Regions from separate parts of the Homo sapiens genome. Here all the other regions are linked to region 3. Evidence: chromatin contacts called from ENCODE Hi-C data. All regions are on one chromosome and are shown on one strand. The core of a region is the stretch at or near the end of the contact, and the rest is flanking DNA. Distances in the headings are between cores, read along the strand shown. Region 1 overlaps NEPRO-AS1 (NEPRO antisense RNA 1). Region 2 holds the start of SLC9C1 (solute carrier family 9 member C1). Region 3 has its middle 36 kb from the start of CCDC80.

What was found. A loop is a pair of places that touch in the nucleus more often than their neighbours do. Pooled maps may share reads with other maps.
Region 1: a pooled map shows a loop between it and region 3 (6-fold over the local background). The contact joins two enhancer-like sites. A Hi-C loop is called at or near these places in 2 of 37 single-sample maps with no recorded cell type and 3 of 50 pooled maps.
Region 2: a loop to region 3 is called in a pooled map, with 4 times the contacts of the local background. The contact joins the promoter of SLC9C1 here to the enhancer-like site in region 3. A Hi-C loop is called at or near these places in 2 of 37 single-sample maps with no recorded cell type and 8 of 50 pooled maps.

Annotation. Positions count from the first base shown.
Region 1 is chr3:113,150,045-113,153,759 of GRCh38, reverse strand. All of the region lies in intron 1 of NEPRO-AS1 (NEPRO antisense RNA 1), which reads right to left. LINC02044 (long intergenic non-protein coding RNA 2044) reads left to right here. Exons shown (of 4, transcript NR_110823.1): 3 at 272-488. Among named protein-coding and RNA genes, the nearest start is that of LINC02044, 16 kb to the left of the region's middle. Within about 2 kb of position 2,157, at least 10 of the 41 ENCODE cell types and tissues checked have a DNase peak (open chromatin) inside an H3K27ac peak, as active enhancers do.
Region 2 is chr3:112,292,531-112,296,423 of GRCh38, reverse strand. SLC9C1 (solute carrier family 9 member C1) reads left to right here and starts at 2,208. Exons shown (of 29, transcript NM_183061.3): 1 at 2,208-2,331.
Region 3 is chr3:112,674,919-112,679,006 of GRCh38, reverse strand. No RefSeq gene overlaps it. Among named protein-coding and RNA genes, the nearest start is that of CCDC80, 36 kb to the right of the region's middle. Within about 2 kb of position 2,071, at least 14 of the 41 ENCODE cell types and tissues checked have a DNase peak (open chromatin) inside an H3K27ac peak, as active enhancers do.

The DNA of each region.
Region 1 (3,715 bases), core at 908-3,407, 470 kb before region 3:
AACAAGGAAGGGAAACCTAAAGCCATGGTCTGGCTTGGTAGAAGGCTACTATTTGACTTAAAATACTTGGAACATTAGTAATTTTCATGGGTGTGTCTGCTGTTCTACAGATCTAGGTTCTGGGCAATTAAAAGCTATGGGTTTATTCTGGTTTATTTTAGGCAGCCTGCTGTGGCCTCTTCCTATTGTGGTTGAGGACATTGTGTGGATGGGCAAATGCTTGGCCTCCTATTTGGATTCGAGACTAATGCTCATTATTTTATTTCAAAAGGAAGAAGAGCTGACATAAATAGTTCATGGAGAGTCCTGGTGGGAGAAGGTGATATCTGTCTTACTGCAGAACTAGGGTAATATGAAGAAAACCAACATGGAAAACCGTGTCTCCCTCCTTGTGTTGTTTTGGAGGCAGTCCAGGAAAGGAGGACGGATCTACTTTCTAACTTGTGGAGAGATCATGGGCAAGTCACCCTGGTCTAAGTTTCTTCAAGGTAAATTACAATCCTGATTAAGAGGTTCAGAGAAGGTAACAGACATGAAAGAATTTTGAAAAATATAATATGTTATATTAACTTGTGGTGGTATATGATGGAGTTGAATTCAGCATAGGAAATAATTTTTTAAAAAGCTGTGTTGTGTTGCTACTTCTTTAAAAATGATGGCTAATAAAAGAGAATGAGCAGAGAAGGCCGTGCTTATAAGGAAGGAAGGAAATAACTGAATGATGGGTTTTTACATCATAGAACAATGGTAAAAACATCTTTGGCTGCAGTTTCCTCTTGTCCACTCATCTACCTACCAGCTGCTACTAAACATTAAACATTAAAGCATGGTAAAGAGGACTAAAAAACAAACAAACAAACAAACAAATCACCACCACAACAACAAAAAACTAGGCAATAATAGACCTTTGCTAAAGTTTATCCTCCTTTTCAGCATCCTTTTCTATCAGCCTATAGCCCATCATAGAACCCTGGCAAATATTAAATAGCTGTGGTCGAACAGAAAAAAACAACAGTTTTAGAATTAAGAGTTGGGTGTGGGCCCGAGTTCCTGCACATGTTGGCTGTGTAACCTGGAGAAGTTTTTTGTTTGTTTGTTTGTTTGTTTTTGAGACGGAGTCTCGCTCTGTAAGTTTTAAAAGTCTTTCTTATCCCAGATTTCCTCATCTATAACAAAAGAAGAACAGCCTACTATCCGGGCAGTGTCCAAATGAAATAATGTTTGTGAAAACCCTTTACAAACTGTAAAGTGCATTAGAAATGCCTATATTGTTATTCCGTCTTTTTGCCTCAGTTTCTTCATTTGTAAAACACGGCCAGTGACACCCATTTCACTAGGATATTTTGGTTCCCCGTGAAGCCCTCTGCAAGTAACTGAGTCTCATATTATACCTCACCCTAGATCTACAGCCCCTTATTTCTCTACCATGTAATGGAATATTTATTTCCAGCCTGACATTTTTGTTTTCTATTGTCTTGTTAGATATCACCCTCAGAGAGCTTCCAATATACTTGATAAGTGAAGACCCTCCCATGATTTACCTGCCCACACCTCTCTTTTTACAGGGGCCTGCTACTGTAGAAAGCTGGGACCCATGTTTGACAAGAGGCTCTTGGTTCTCTCCACCAAGAGGATTTAGGCATTCACCCTTCTTCAGACACTCCTGCCATGCTGATTACAGGGAGACCCCAGAGAGGTGAAAAAGCAGAGTGGACCGTGACAGCCTGAAGAACATTAAAAAAGAGCTTGCAGACGGTGCCACTAAATGCCTGAGACACTGAGTGAGAGGAGGGGCCCCATCCACTGAGCTGGCCGCCTCCTGTCTTCCCTCAAAACAGATAGCTCTTTCCATTCACTTCCACATGCGTCTATTCTCTGCCTCTTGAGTGGGCCTGAAACTGGAAAACATCTGCACTAGTTTCGTTTGGGTGTGATTTATAAGGACTCCCTGCGGTCCCCTCTCTCCCTTCTCCTCCTCTTCACCTCTGGGGCTTCGGGGTTTGGTTTTTTTTTTTTTTTGTTTTTAAACAGGCTTGTGTTTCTTGAGACTGGGTCACCTTGATTTATTATGCCCTGGACTCATTAACAGAAGACTCTGGGACAGGTCATTTATTTTCTGAGTGGTAATTTCCTGTCCTACCCCAGCCTGGCTCAGCAGGGGCCCAGTGGAGCACAGACTTATATTAGCTGCACTGTCACCATGGGAGAACAGAATTGAGCAAGAAAAGTTCAGAGGGCAAAAAACATCTCTTAAGAGCTTTTCTCCTTACTCTGATGATTTCCTTCAGAGTCCCTTTTGGTAGCTCCCTGTCTCTCTTTTTTTTTCTCCCTTACCCCAGCAAATGGGATAAAGTTTAACAAGTTGCACGACTGCCTTCTTAAAGGAATAAACACTGGCCTTTCTTCTCTGTTTCATGTTTGAGTGATCCAACATTTATATGCAAAAATAAAAGATAGGGAGGATACTAGTGGGCACCCCAAGCTGAGGATGAATTAGATGAATTAAACAGTCCAAATTTTTACCAGGCCCTTGTTACAATAATATATTCACGTTGAGGCACTGAAATCTGATGTGTTAATTTTTAGAGAGACCAGAAGACAAAGATAAAATTACTCAAGATTTTCAGATAGGATCTTGGGATGAAGATTAAAGAAATTGACATTATTTAGCCTAAAGTTCAGAGGCTGAAGAATGATTTATTAACTGTTTCCAGGTCTCTGGAAGGTAGTTACATATAGGAATGATGGTGACCAGCTGTTTTCTGACTGCACTAAGGATAGAATGAAAGGAAGTGGAATCAAATTGTAGTAAAATGGCAGAATAAGTAGTCATAAAGGTGAACATCCATGGCTAAAGTCTATTGAGGAAGATGAGATATATCTTTAAAGCTGTAAGCTTGTTAGCCCCATTTTATAGGTTAATGAATGGAGGTTCAGAGAGGTTAAAAAACTTGACCAATGTCCATCACTGAGGAAGTGACAGAACCAGGTCTAGCTGGACTCCACAGTGTATGACAAGGCTGACTTATATGGCAAAGAAATTAACAAGAAATACAGAAAATAGTCATTTTATGAAGTGCCATTAGCCTAGATTGGCTCATGTGCAGAGGACAGGGGATTCAATTCTGTGGACTTAAGGTCCTGGGATTCTGTGCTATACCTGCCTCTGTGTTGGGAGGACAGTACCCTCCATTCACTCTCAGCCCAACAGACAGGCAGAGAGGGCAGACAAGCACTGCAGTTTCCCTGAAACAGTCTGAAGATTTTTGGCTCTGTTTGTGCTGGTCATGTCTGTTGCTTGTCATGGGCTGCACTCCCAGACGAAGGCTCTGGTTTCAGGAAGGCCATGAGGATGATGGGTTGTGGGTGTCCAGGGCACAGGAAAGACATCCCTCCTACGCACAGTGCATGGCGTCCCAAAGGTTCATCCCTCATGGGAAGGCCAGTTAGTTAAGGAGGTTCCAGAGTTTGTTCCACGGTGAGGATTGGAATTTACGCAGAGCCACCAAAGTGGCTAGAATTCGTCCGAGGAGCATGCAGAGGTGGGAGGAGCAAATCCCAGCTGTATGATTGTCCATGCACATGGGCCAGTTTGGGAATGGCCATGATGGAGGAGCAAGGCTATACGAAACTAGGACTGATTGACCGAATGGGAAGGATGACTAACATGTGCTGCATACTTACTCTGCCAGGCACTATTCAAAGTTGGTGAACT
Region 2 (3,893 bases), core at 959-3,458, 380 kb after region 3:
CCTTGGTTCTTGGTATGATGAGCGATTTTCAATTTCTATTTGGACATTGCAGATATTATAAGATACTGGATCTTATTTAAATCCTGGGTTTTACCAGGCATCCTCTGACACTGTTCTGGCAGGAGAAGTGGGGTCACCTCTTGTAGGCAAGTTGGAATAAAAGCTCAAGTTCTCTACTCAGTCTTCATTGACACACAGCCGAAGAAGGGGTGTCTTCTTACTGCTTAGGTAGGAGTGGGGCTTCAGGCTCTTCACTAGGTCTCTGATGATAGCCCCCTGGATGGGAAAGAGAAGGGTGTCCTATTACTGCTCCCTGCATGGTCTCCACTGATACCATGGGAGGTGGCTTATGCCTATAATCCCAGGACTTTGGGAGGCTGAGGAGAGGATGGCTTGAGGCCAGGAGTTTGAGACCAGCCTGGGCAACATAGCAAGACTCCATCTCTACAAAAAGAATTAAAAAATTAGGTGTGGTGACATGCCTGTAGAAGTATTCACCCAAATACTTGGGAGGTTCAGGTGTGAGGACTGCTTGAGCCCAGAAGTTTAAGGTAGCAGGGAGCTATGGTCATACCACTACCTTCCAGCCTGAGTGACAGAGTGAGATCCCATCTCTTGGAAAAAAAAGGTGAATGATTCTGGATTACAAGGATGTCCAGTGTGTGGTCATTAGAGTATATTGCTAAAGAGAAATATTAGACAACATTTACATTTCCTGTTTTATTTATATATATATATATATATATATATATATAAACTTAGCAAGACATATGTATATAAACAAATACATAATGTGGCAAATATTAGCTTTGCAACTTAATTAATTTTTAAATATATATCCACACATGAACCACAACCCACACACAGATATGTGGCATGTATTTCCAACAATGAGAATCCTTTTTTTTTTTTTTTGAAACGGTGTCTCACCCTGTCTCCCAGGCTGGAGTGCAGTGGCGCAATCTCGGCTCACTGCAACCTCCATCTCCCGGGTTCAAGTGATTCTCCTTTCTTAGCCTCCCGGAGCTAGGACTATAGGCGCCTGCCACCATGCCCGGCTAATTTTTGTATTTTTAGTAGAGACGGGGTTTCACCTTGTTGGTCAGGCTGGTCTCGAACTCCTGACCTCAGGTGATCCACCTGCCTCGGCCTCCCAAAGTGCTGGGATTACAGGCATGAGCCACTGCACCTGGCCGAGAATAGATTTTTTAAAGACCCAAGAAAAGGGGCAGCCCAGCAAGACAGAAAATTTCACCAGTAACTGCTCTACTTTAACCAAACACCACAGAAAAGTGTTCACCCACTCCCTGTACCCACATACCAGCAAAGACTGAGTAGGAAGCTTAAACTTCACCCATACCATACAAGATGCCAGAACCCTGCCTGTTTCCCCACCCCAACCAGAGCAGTATCAGAAAAGGCCTTGTGGGAGCTGGAACTTCCATAACAACCAGGCCATAAAGATGCACCCCATGCCTCAGTTGGAGACCATGTAGGGAGCCTGGACTTCTGCTCCAACCCAGCCAAACAAGTTGCCTCCTGCCTTCTTCATCAGGGTAGTATCAGAGGAGGCCAAATGAAGAGTTGGGAATTTTACCACCATTCACTTATAAACGTGTGGGTCGGGAGAAAGAGATGAAACACAGAGAACAAAACATTAAATACAATTTTAAATAACTTTAAGATATTTTATGAGAGTAGGAATGTGAAAAGTTGGCTCTATAGTAATAACTAAGTAATTTCAATTAAAATATTTTTTACATATTATGTTTAGAAAAAACAAATGAGTATATCATTATTCCTGAAAATTTCCTCACATATAACCCAGAGTGAAAGTTCACCTTGTCATCTTGATTTCATTCTCTTACATGCCCACAATATCCATTCACTTTTTCCCTAACCCAGCAACCTGCGTCCTCATATCTCTACCACACTATCTTATCCAGGAAACTTCCTTTTACTAGAATTCTGGGAAAGCAGTGTCCAACAGCTCTTTGTCAGAAATCCACTGTCCCAAAGTCTTAAATTAACACAATGGCGCAATTTCTGTAGGTTCATTTTCACCCCTTATTTGTTTATTTTTAAAAAATAAAACAAAGCCTTAAGCCGTCAAATGCCTGAGATATACAGGAGCAATGACGTTGCATTTCATCAGCCAATCAAGTAAGAGATGATGGGCCTGAAGCTAACCGGTGCAGACTAGGGGCGAGTTTGGAGCAAGTAACTGTCAGTGAGGTTGCAGTTGGTCTGGGCTGTTTGGCTGTGAGCGAAATAGCTGCCCCCCACTTCTCACTTGCACACCACGGGATACTCCTCCTGAGGCTCCGGATGGTGAGCTCTCCAGTCTCTAGTTTCCTTTTCTGGAAGTTGACCTTTCCTACTGGTACTTTCTCTCTCAGTCTCGCCTCCTAGATGAACAAAGGCTCCCACTGTTTTCCTGCTAGAGATTCAGCCACTCCCTCTTGGCGCTTCTGCCTTTCTTGTGGCAGACCATGGAACACTTTCCCAAAGATCAGCTAGCTTCTCGGTTTGAACTTCTACCCCTTAGCTGCTTCCCCTCCTCCATTATGCTTTTTACATCAACTCTTTGTGAACTATCCAGTGGCATGTGTTCCCTTTGCGTTACTGAAACTGAAAAGTCCAGCCCTAGGGGAAAGCTCACTGGTTCAGGGAATCGCCTCAGGTGTGTGGAGCTGATCTTGAGCTGGAGGAAGGGCTCATTCTGAGTGGAGGGGCATTAGGAGGGCAATAGCCCACCCACCTTCAGAGTCAGTAAGATGTCTGCGTTGTGTGGTAGGAGAGTTTACTAAGGAGACAATCCAGCCTCTGGTATCAATATAAAATAAACCATTAAGCATGAGCTTTGTAGCTGTGAAGATTACTGAGATCCCACAGTGCCCTCTTCAGGATGCTTTCTTCACCTAATTCTTGCAAAACGTTCCAATCTGAAGGAAGAAGACTGTTTCCATGTTCAGTAACATGGTAAATTAGTGTGACTTACGGTTCATGAGACAAAATTTCTCAATGCTGGCTGACTGACAAGGACAAATTCATGTCATTTTTGAGAGGGCAGTCATTAATTTCCTCCACACACAAAGAGAATTGAGATATTAGCTAACATGAGAGATATATATATATATATATATTTGAAATAGAGTCTCACTCTGTCACCCAAGCTGGAGTGCAGTGGCACAATCTAGGCTCACTGCAATCTCTGCCTCTTCAATTGATTCTCCTGTCTCAGCCTCCCAAGTAGTTGGGATTACAGGCATGTGCCACCACACCTGGCTAATTTTTTTTTTTTTTTTTTTGTATTTTTAGTAGAGACAGTTTCACTATTTTGGCCAGGCTAGTCTCGAACTCCTGATCTCAAGTGATCCACCCGCCTAGGCCTCCCAAAGTGCTGGGATTACAGGCGTGAGCCACTGTGCTCAGTCAACTAACTTATTGTTAAATTAATGCAGAGGACCTATGTGATAAACCAATATTTTTTTCTTTAATGGGATTTGGACTCACAGACTTTTACAAAGCTGTCAAAAGTCAGCTTAAGATGAAGAGTTCTAATTATATTGAAAACCTGTGGCCGGGCGTGGTGGCTCACGCCTGTAATCCCAGCACTTTGGGAGGCCGAGGCGGGCAGATCACAAGGTCAGGAGATCGAGACCATCCTGGCTAACACAGTGAAACCCCGTCTCTACTAAAAATACAAAAAATTAGCCGGGCGTGGTGGCTGGCGCCTGTAGTCCCAGCTACTCGGGAGGCTGAGGCAGGAGAATGGTGTGAACCCGGGAGGCAGAGCTTGCAGTGAGCCGAGATCGCACCACTGCACTCCAGCCTGGGCGACAGATCATGACTCCGTCTCAAAAAACAAAAAAAAGAAAACCTGTTTATTC
Region 3 (4,088 bases), core at 822-3,321:
AAAAATATACTCAGTGAACAGAAAAGGAAGTTTTGGTATTGTGGCTAAACTCCCTTTTTTCTCCCAGTATTAAGTAATAATACGTAGGCATATTTACTAAAATATTGCCATGTACTAGGCATAATATTAGATACTTTATATGTGTTAGTTATTTAACATTCACAACATCCCTGTGAGATAGATAACCCTATTAGACCATTTCATAATTGGAAAACCGATGGACTTAACCAAGTACTCACTTGTAAAAGTGGCAAAGTCAGGATTTAAATCATTCTTGACAACTACACTCACTACCTCACGTGAGACAAAACCCTCATTTAATTGTTAAACTGTGCTTGCTGTCTTGAATTAGAAATACTAGACTAGGAAGGAGACCTCCAGAGAGCCAGAGAGGAAGGCTGAATGAGGGCCAGAAATAATCACCCGGAACTGAGTTTGGAGTGATAAATACTTTAGCTCTGGCTCCATACCTGTCCTGCAACTGCATCCTGACTCTGTGTATAATACTTAACTGCCTGTGTCAAGTAATTCAGCCTAGACCTGACCCTTTCCCTTATTTGTGCAGGTGACTCTGTTTCTGCCCCAGGCCAACCTTAATACCCAAGGCCCTTCACCAGTTTTTGCAGCAAAGATTTTTTGGTAATTTTAGTGGTGATCTGGAGATTCATAGGAAAGAGTCACATCTCCCAATGCTCTGCTCAGTCCCCCACCTCCTGCAGCTACCTATTTCTCTAAGCCTCCCCCGACTTCCCCCACTTCTCCAGCCAGACTCCCATCACTCTTCACATTTCCTCTGCAGTGCTTGGTCCCAGTCTTCCGTCTACTTTCCTTCTTCACTTAAGACCAAGGCTATGTCTTTTACCCACCTCATTGCTATCAAAGCCCTTTCTCCCTTAGGAAATTATCTGGCCAGCTACTAAGAAGATAAATTTGTTTCTGTATCCTGACAGAAGTTATTGCTGTCTTCCCAAGGCTGACCTGACAAGTGTGTTGCTGTAGTAACCACATCTAAAAAAATGTGTGGCCAACAGCAAAGATATGGAATCAACCTAAGTGTCCTGTCAATGGATAATAGGATAAAGAAAATGTGGTATATAAACACAATGGAATACTATTCAGCCATAAAAAAGAATGAAATAATGTGTTCTGCGGTGACATGGATGGAACTGGAGGCCATTGCCTTAAGTGAAACAACTCAGAAACAGAAAGTCAAATACTGCATGTTTTCACTTATAAGTGGGAGCTATATAATGTGTACACATGGGCAAAGAGTGTGGAATGATAGACACTAGAGACTTGGAAGGGTGGGGGCACAGAAGGTGGGGAGATTATGAGAAATTACTTAATTGGTACAAAGTACATTTTTCAGATAACAAATCCAGTAAAAGCCATGACTTCACCACTGTGCAATACATGCATGTAACGAAATTTCGCTTGTACCCTTTAAATTTATACAAATAAAAAATGCATAGAGAATGGGAGGGGACCTTCTTCTCAAAGAGAATCTCAGCCCTTGGTTATTAAAACAAAGGCCAAAGCTCATGCACACCTCAGAAATCAGGTCTAAAATTTTCAGACTGATATCAGATATCCACTGGTGGCTAGCGGGTTCACCTGCATCAATTTGTATGATTTTATTAAGGAGGGGATAAAAAAAAGTTTGCACACTTCTGTCCTCCTTGCAAGCTTTGCACAGCTGCCTTCCTAGGGCTTGCAAAATATAGTTTCAAATGTGAAGGGGGCATTTATAACTCAGCATCTCAGGTCTCCAGGGGCAGGAAAAATGATACTAGGATAATGTCTGCCACCAACCAGGATTGTCTCTCTTACCTCCTCTGTGGCTGCATTTGGGAGAATAAGGGCTGAAAAGGCAGGGAGAGTGGATAGGGCCTCTCCAACAGTTTGGGCAGCATGAGGTAGAGAGCAGAATAAATACTGCTCAAGGAAGTGAAACCCGCTATTGGGTTTGTAATGCCTCTTTGCTGTTCTGCTAGCTCCCGCACTCCAGAGATGACTAAGCAGCTGATTCATTGTGGCACCCTCAGAAAAACAGCTCAGCCCTGAGAGAGGAGTCATGCAAGAGGAGAGGGCGCGCATGTGTGTGTGTGTGTTACGGGTGAGGGGGTGGTGTCTGTCAACATGTCTTTTAATGAGCAGTCACAGTATTTTACAAAGGCTTGAATTAGTTGCCAATATGTTTAAAGAAACACAAAGATGAGGTTTTTTTTGCATGAAAAATCCGAATTTGTGAATATCAGCTGATCTGACACCCTGTGTTACTTTAATAGCTTCCTTGCTGGTCTTCCTGCTTCCATCATTTTCTCTTTTACAGTCTGTTTTCAACCCAGCAGCCAGAGGGATCCTTTTCCAATGTAAATCAAATTATGTCACTTCCTTGATTAAAATCTTCCCATGATGTTCCATCTCACTCAGAGTAAAAGTGAGAGTCCCAGAAATGCTCTGTGAGACCTACCTGCTGAGGTACCCTGTTACCTTTCACCTGTCCTAGTCTTCCCTGTCCTCTTCCTCTCCTTCCCCTTCCACTTTCCTCTCCATCTCCTCCTCTTTCTTTTCCTCCTTCTCCTAGTATAAAAGATGGAACCAGACTATTCTGTGGCTCTATTTTCTGTGTGTTTTTGAGTAAATTACTTAACTGGTCTGTGCCTCACTTCCTCATTGGTGAAATGAGGCTAAAAATCGTATCCTGTTCGTAGTGTTGTTTTGAGAACAAAATGAGTTAATATTTTTAAAGCCCCTAAGACAGTGCCCGACACATAATAAAAATAATCCCATTGCTCTTCTAATCCAGCCATGCGGATTTTCTTAATTTTGCTCAAATAAGATAGGTTTGCTCCTGCCTCAGTGCCTTTGCAGATGCTCCTTTCTCTGCCAGGCTGTGGCTTCTACAAATACCCATCTCTTTCAAGCCTTACTTACCTGTATTTGAAGTGAATGAAAAATTGAAAAACAAAAACCCAAGTGGACCAAAAAATAAACAAACAAAAGCCAGCCAGGAAGAAATGAAGAGTATTGATTAAATTCAGCAAATAAATGGAAGAAAAAAAAAATCTCAAAATAAAGACTCATTTACAAGGTGGCTTTAGGAAAAGAGATTCAAATTAAAATTTAACAAGAAACATTGAAGAAAACTGGAAAATAACCAAAATAATTAAAATTTATAGTAATTTTTTTCTAGAAAATCATGAGGACACCTAAAGTATAAATTAGATATGGCTCAGCACTGTCTAGTTTACAATTTACCTTATGAAGTCAACTTATTGCTCTAAGTATTTGGGTCCAAGCATCTGGGACCAGCTTGTTACCATCTCTGACTATTGGAAAACCTTTTGCCAATTGCTTCCCCTCTGCTTCCTTTTCTAGTCCCGTCTGAACTGTCTTGTCTGGCCCTGTTTCCACCCAGGAAGCCGCAGATCCTGACTCCTTGTGTTTGTTTCTCTGCCCAGATGAGAAACACCCATCACCTCTGACTTTCCAAGGAGCAAATCACGCTCCGTGCCGGGCTCCCCCAACAACACCACTCCCTCTTCCCTTGCGATCTCCAGGTCCTCCTTTGACACTTCACTTCTCCTGAGAATCATACTGCTTCTGTTTCTACTCTGCATGCCAGAAGTTATTGCTTTCATCTATTCAATAAAGATTTATTTTAAGCAATTAAGTACCTGATATGTTTTTTTTTCCACCAGGGAACTTTGTACAATTTTATGTTTTTAAAAATTATTTCCAGAGGGATCTGAACAATTACAAATGGAGGCTTCAGTATGAGTACCTTAAATAAATATCACCTATTATTCAGAGACAAGGAGAGGATGGGAAAGGCACATTCCCTCTCTGGTCCTGGGGAGTTGAGGCCGCATAGAGGGGTCTCCTCTAAGCAGTCTGGAACATTGTTTATAACTCCTGATTGGCCCTGTTCTTGATCATGCCTTTCCTGGACTCCACAGCACTGTGGGACTAATGTAGAAAGGCTCTGTTCAACCAATAAGAAAAAAGACATTTTGTGTCATGCCTGGCAAGAACCTGCCTCCCCACTTTATCCTGAAGTGAGGCTTGTCTGGGAGACCTGGGCT